2 separate regions of the Mus musculus genome follow, and region 1 is linked to region 2. A link is a loop called in an ENCODE intact Hi-C map of the cell type or tissue named here. Cell type or tissue: heart. All regions are shown on one strand. Links, peaks and the distances in the headings refer to the core of each region. The heading gives the core; the rest is flanking DNA. Region 1 has its middle 16 kb from the start of Mir7241. Region 2 has its middle 34 kb from the start of C2cd4a.

Region 1 (2,913 bases), core at 257-2,756, 87 kb before region 2:
TGACATTCACATGAGACTCTATGAACACGTGTCATTAGTAACGCCCACCACCTTCCAGGTGTTCTGTCCCTCTGGTCTGGATGGAGTGGGAATGGTGGCAGCACAGGGAACGGGTGCGTCTGCTTCCTGCTTTTCGGGTGAGCTCACAGACTCTTGCACAGCAAAGCTTGGTGGCTGCATACTCCTTCTGTCACTGCCTTGGCATCCCCACACCTCCTGCCCTGATGGTGCCCATGTTCCACACTTTCTCTCACAGAATGTACCCAGGCTTATCTGTTCCTCTAAACTTTTGGGTCTTGTGTGATAATAGGCAGTGAGCTATATAAAAGTTATCTTAAAGTTTAAAAAAACAAAATAGTATGAATATGTAAAGTATTAAAAAAAAAAAAAAACCATGGTAGGGGACATCCCTCACACAAGCCAGTGTGATTGCATTTCTAAGGCACCTGCTTTCCTTCCCGAGGCTAGGGAGCAGGGTACTCAGAGACCAATAGCACCAAGGATTTCCATAAGAGCCTCTATGTTTCCAATAGAGTGTGTGTGTGTGTGTGTGTGTGTGCGCGTGCTCGTGCATGCACTTATACATACACACCTTCCATAGCTTACCACAGGTAATGCAGTTCTGAAAGCACAGGTAAGGGCTCTTCTAACTCAGCCACTGACTGCATAGGTTGGCGTGGGATGGAAACAGGCCTGCTCCCAGAACTGGGGTAGGGGACGTTGCAAGGGAACAATGTTTTCTCCAGCAGCCTTTCTTGGATCAGTCCCCTGCCTCCTGCACAATGGAACTTCCCGGGTAAAGAACACACTCCATCATTGAACACACATACCAAAGGAGCCAGAGACTTGGTGTCCAAAGCGCTTTTCTCTTTCACACAGTTTATTTACTGTGTGTGTGTGGGGGGGGATGCTGGGGGCGGGGGGGGGGGCTGGGTGTGCTTTACCCATTCCCTTAGAGAACTGTACAGTATAGGTGTGGAGGGGCTCTGGAAGAAAACCACGAGGTCAAGCCCTGATTTTACAGATAAGGTGGCTGAAGGGCATTGAAGTGAAGGGGCCTTCGAAGAGATTGGCATTTGGCCAGTGTCTAACGATAGCCATTGTGCTGTGCCTGCCTTCCACCTGAGCACATGAACTTTAAACAGTGGGCACTTGTCTCAGGTTCTCATTATCAACCCAATTGCACGCAGCCTGTCCCACCACTAGAGGGCACTCACGCCCCTTATGAAGCTTTATACTCACTCTAGCAGAGGATTTCTGTTGATGAAATCAACGGTTCAGATCCCAAGTTCTCGTGCTAAACCTTCTCATGTCTTGGGTTTTTGCTTTCTGAAGAAAGCTAATCTCTCTACTCAGCTCCTACACACATCTGACTGTATACAACGTCGGAGGTTTTACAGATCACAATACAGCCCAGTAGTATCTACATAGTATGGCTTCAGAGTCCCAAATCTAAAGTTAGCTGGCAACAAAGCTGTGGGCTGGGTCTGAGCTGGACCATGAAGATGACTTTTTTCTCTGTGTTTGGAGATGACAGTGTCTACCCTGGGTGATAAAACCAGAGTGGGGTGACTGGGACCTGTCTGTTAGAAAGCCAGAAGCGTACTGTACACCTCCTTTCCCATGCCTTCCACCCTTGTGATATAAACAAAACGCATAGCCACCGGGGAGACAGAGAACCACGGCAGGGAGGGGGATATCTTCCCCACAAGGGGATTTCCTGGGTTCTCTAAGGTGTCTGAGATCAACAGCTCCACCACTTATATCAAGAGTTGGTAACGGTCACCAGGCTACTGTGATGCGTTGGCTGTGCTTGACCCCTTCAGGAGGATTTGCTCATGCGTGGTTTTCTTACCGAGAGAGAACCCGCCTGATGACTCACAGCAAGGCGCAGCAGCCTTCCTGCTCTGTCTCCTGGCACCTCATCTCCCTGCTTCATTTTTCTTCATGGCCCTTTCCACCATCTATCCCAGATAGGTAAACCTTCTCTCTCCAGGGCCCAGATAGGTAAACCTTCTCTCTTCAGGGTCAGGCAGCAAATATTTTGGGTTTCATAAGTCAGAGGGTTCCTTGGTCCACTGCTCAGAATCCCCAAACAACCTAATGAAAATGCATGTGTAAGACTGTCTTCCAATAAAACTTTACGGAGAAACTGAAAAAAAGCAGTAGAAGCATCCGTATTGGCAGCAGGGATGTTAGTGTCAGCTACTAAACATGGGCAAGGAGTGCGGGTGCAAGCTAGACAAGTCAAAGGGACCTGGACAATAAGACTCTTCCTGCTGCAGACTCTTCCTGCTGGGACCGCTTTACTCTCGGGGACCATGTAGTTATTAGGGAGCTACTCCAAACTTGCCCATGAGAAAACAAACAGAAGATCAAAATGTTTAGGAGACCATTTCGCTCTTCCTGCAAAGTGGCAAAACCTGAAGGAAAAGAGACCTTTGTCCTAAGCCTAGCACTTTACCAACCAATGCACATACTGCGCCCCCGCCCCCCGACCTGTTGTGACCAGAGTAAATGGAAAGCTAACCTTTTTATTTATTTATTTATTTATTTATTTATTTATTTTCTGGTGCTGACCTCTTTGAGCTTTAGGAAAACTTTTTAAAGAGCAAAATCAAGAAGAGTATGAAAGAAAACAAGGCGGCCCAAGCTTGTCCCTCTCTTCTGGGCTCCTTAGAGAGCTTAGGATATAAAGACATGTTGACTCCAACAGGCTGAGGAAGCTCTCATCTTTTTCAGCCACCCCTGGGGAGACGGCAAAGACTTAGATCCACACTCATAAGTGCATCATTCTGGAGTTAATCCCAGGCAATGGTGTCACACAATTATTAGAATGTCCCTATGTTGGCACCAAGAAGAATTTTGAGAGGAAAACAAAACAAAACAAAACAAAAAAACCAAACCCCAGAA
Region 2 (2,913 bases), core at 272-2,771:
GCTTACATAGAATTTACTCACCCTCCCTGGCTGCTGGCTGAATCCTGCTTCATTTTGCCCTGGAGTTTGAGTGTGGGGCTAGAAATATCAGGCTTAGCCTGAGTGCAAGGACTCGCTCCATTCCTGCTTCTTCTAGATCCTTTGTCTGTTGAGAGTGGTGGTGTTAATAACGGTGGGAACTTTTGCTTGTTGTTGAAGAAGCAGACATCCTCTGCCCTCCATACCTCAGAAGATCAAGAAGTCAGCTCGATCTGACTCATAAGAATATTTCATGATCTGAGGCTTCAAAGAGGTCTTGGAACTCAGGAGTTTTCTTCTGAGACATCAAAAGTTTGTAGTCTGATGGGGCAAGGTGTGCTTCCCAGTGGAGGAATCCCAGACATTGTAACAAAAGTTGTTAAAAATAGGGCTGGGAGCTGGAATTGTTGTTCACACCTTTAATCCTAGCACGTGGGGGCTGAAGGCAGAGGGGGATAGATGTGGATCTCTGTGAGCCTTCTTCAGAGCAATTTCCAGACCAGCCAGGGCTACATAGTGAGTGAGGCCCTATCTCAAACAAAAACAAACCAAAACCCAGACTAAAGCCAAACAAAACAAAAAACAAGGAGGGGGTATGTAGTTCAGGTGATAAGAGTGTCCACCTCTAATGTCCAAGGTCATTGCTTCAAAGCCTAGCATCCCATTAATCGTACACGGTAATGCACAAGCGTAATTCCTGAATTGGAGAAGTAGAGGCAGAAATACTAGAAGTTTGAGATCATTTTCAACCATGTAGTGAGTTCAAGGCCTGTCTAGTCTGCATAAAATCCTGTATCAAAGAAGGAGGAGGAGGAGGAGGAGGAGGAGGAGGAGGAAGAGGAGGAGGAGGAGACAGTGGGCCTGCAGGCTGTCATTTGCCTATTCCATTTCCATATTACAGGCACGTTATTTCTAAACATTAATTTATTACTTCACCTGCTGTTTTGTTTTTATGCCCCCTTAAACTTTGCATCTAACACAAGTGCCTTTCTTGATCCCCATTTGGTCCCAGCTCTGAGACACTTCTTTAAAAAATGTTATTTTAAGCCAGGCAGTGGTGGCGCATACCTCTAATTCCAGCACTCGGGAGACAGAGGCAGGCAAATTTCTGAGTTCAAGGCCAGCCTGGTCTACAGAGTGAATTCCAGGTCAGCCAGGGCTACACAGAGAAACCCTGTCTTGAAAAACCAAAAAAAAAAAAAAAAAAATGTTTTTTAAATTTACTCTTTGAGAATTTCCTTTCTCCCCTTCCACTCCTTCCATGCTCCTGCCCACAAAGAAGTCGCTCTCCCACTTTTATGACTCCCTTTTCTCCTTCTTTTTCTTCTTTTCTCCTTTCACTAACCTACTGAGTCCAGTTAGTATAATCTGTCTGTACATGGGGATACACGTAAGCAACCAATCAGGGGCCCCAGCCCTGAAGGAGACCGATCCTCCCTTACCCCCGCCACCCTCGACTGCCAGTGACTCTGAGCTAAGGATGTGTGGATGGTTATATGCATGGGAGCCAGAAGACAACTCTGCAAGTTGGTTCTCTCCTTCCACTGTGGGTTCCCGGGAGCCAACTCAGGTCTTCGGGCTGGCACGACGAATACCTGTACCTGTGGCGCCGGCTCCAGCGTCAGCTGGGTAGTTATTCTAAGCTTTATGAAAACTTTTAACGCGTTTGGCTAGAGTGTTGCTCTTTCCTCAGAATGAATGAAAGTGAGAATGAGGAAGAGTCCCTGGATCCCAAGCAAGCTGTTAGGGACAGGAGTGACACGATTCCTCAGTGCTGATCCTTCCACCCTGAGGGACCTGTTTCTGGAAATATCTCCCAAATCTAGCCGTTTTACGTTCAGCAGGAGATCTGTAATCCACAGTTACTCCGGGCCATGTGGATAGACCTCTGTACAGCAGGACCCGTGTGGCTGGATTCACTGCACAGCTGATTAAATATTTGAGCTACTCATTTTACAATGTGACTTCACTAAGTGCCTGCCTACCTATCCCACCAAAGCCATTGGTGATTAGATGGCTCAGAAATGGCCCCAGAATGCAACGACACATCCTTTCTTAGCTCAAAATAGAAAACTCAGCAAAGCTCCCCGGAGGGCTGTAAATAGAGCTGTCAGGGGTATGTGATGAGTCAGCCAGAAACAAGGCCATGTCTGAGGGAGTCCTTCGCGGCTGCTCAAATGTCCCCATTGACACACGGTCATAAAGAATCGGTTCGAAGGTGTGTTCTGGTGGTAAAACTAAATGAATGCAGCCAAGGTTGGGCTTCACATTTATGTTAGGCTCTTAGAGAACAATCATTTCCTTTTGAGTTCTATGTGGCTGCCCAACTTCCTCTGACGTCACTGACTGAGGCTCACTTCCTTCTAAACACATTAAAAAAACACCTAATGACTTGAAATTTTCCACACATATGGGATTTATTCAGTTATAATTAATTAAAAATAATAACTAGCTGGGAACTTGCTTTGCAGCTTAAGATCGCCTCGAATGTCTGATTCTTTCACCTTCACCCCCCCCCCCAGCACTGACATTACAGGTGTGCACCACCCCTCTCAGCTGTATGTGATGCTGGAGTCAGACCCAGGTTTTTATGTACGTCAGGTGAATGCTCTATCAACCGAGCTACTGGAAAGGAGCCACGCGGAATAGGAAATGTCAGGGTTCACTGCATGTTAAGGATCAGGGAATAGTATTGGTAACTTTTAGCTTAGCTTCTTCTTCTTTTGTGTGTGTCCATGTTCATGCATATCTGTTGTGTGGGTGCTCATGCTTGCATGTGTGTGCATATGTGTGTACAGGCCAGAGGTCGACATCAGGTGTCTTCCTCAATTCTTTCATTTTTCAGATGGTGTCTCTCACTGAACTTGGAGCTCACTAATTGGCTGACCTGACTGG

What was found. Peaks named below come from ENCODE experiments on the same cell type or tissue, not always from the same donor. Only the 100,000 strongest peaks of a DNase experiment are listed, where the experiment ranks them.
Region 1: a loop joins it to region 2, with 7 times the contacts of the local background. A loop is called at or near these places in 12 of 42 quality-filtered maps.

The regions. Positions count from the first base shown.
Region 1 is chr9:67,710,533-67,713,445 of GRCm38, forward strand. No RefSeq gene overlaps it. Among named protein-coding and RNA genes, the nearest start is that of Mir7241, 16 kb to the right of the region's middle. In heart, for the core only: a CTCF peak has its summit at 1,201 (motif pointing right); no DNase peak of the experiment used is centred there; H3K27me3 peaks cover 597 bases.
Region 2 is chr9:67,797,320-67,800,232 of GRCm38, forward strand. No RefSeq gene overlaps it. Among named protein-coding and RNA genes, the nearest start is that of C2cd4a, 34 kb to the right of the region's middle. In heart, for the core only: no CTCF peak of the experiment used is centred there; no DNase peak of the experiment used is centred there; H3K4me3 peaks cover 317 bases; H3K27ac peaks cover 1,128 bases.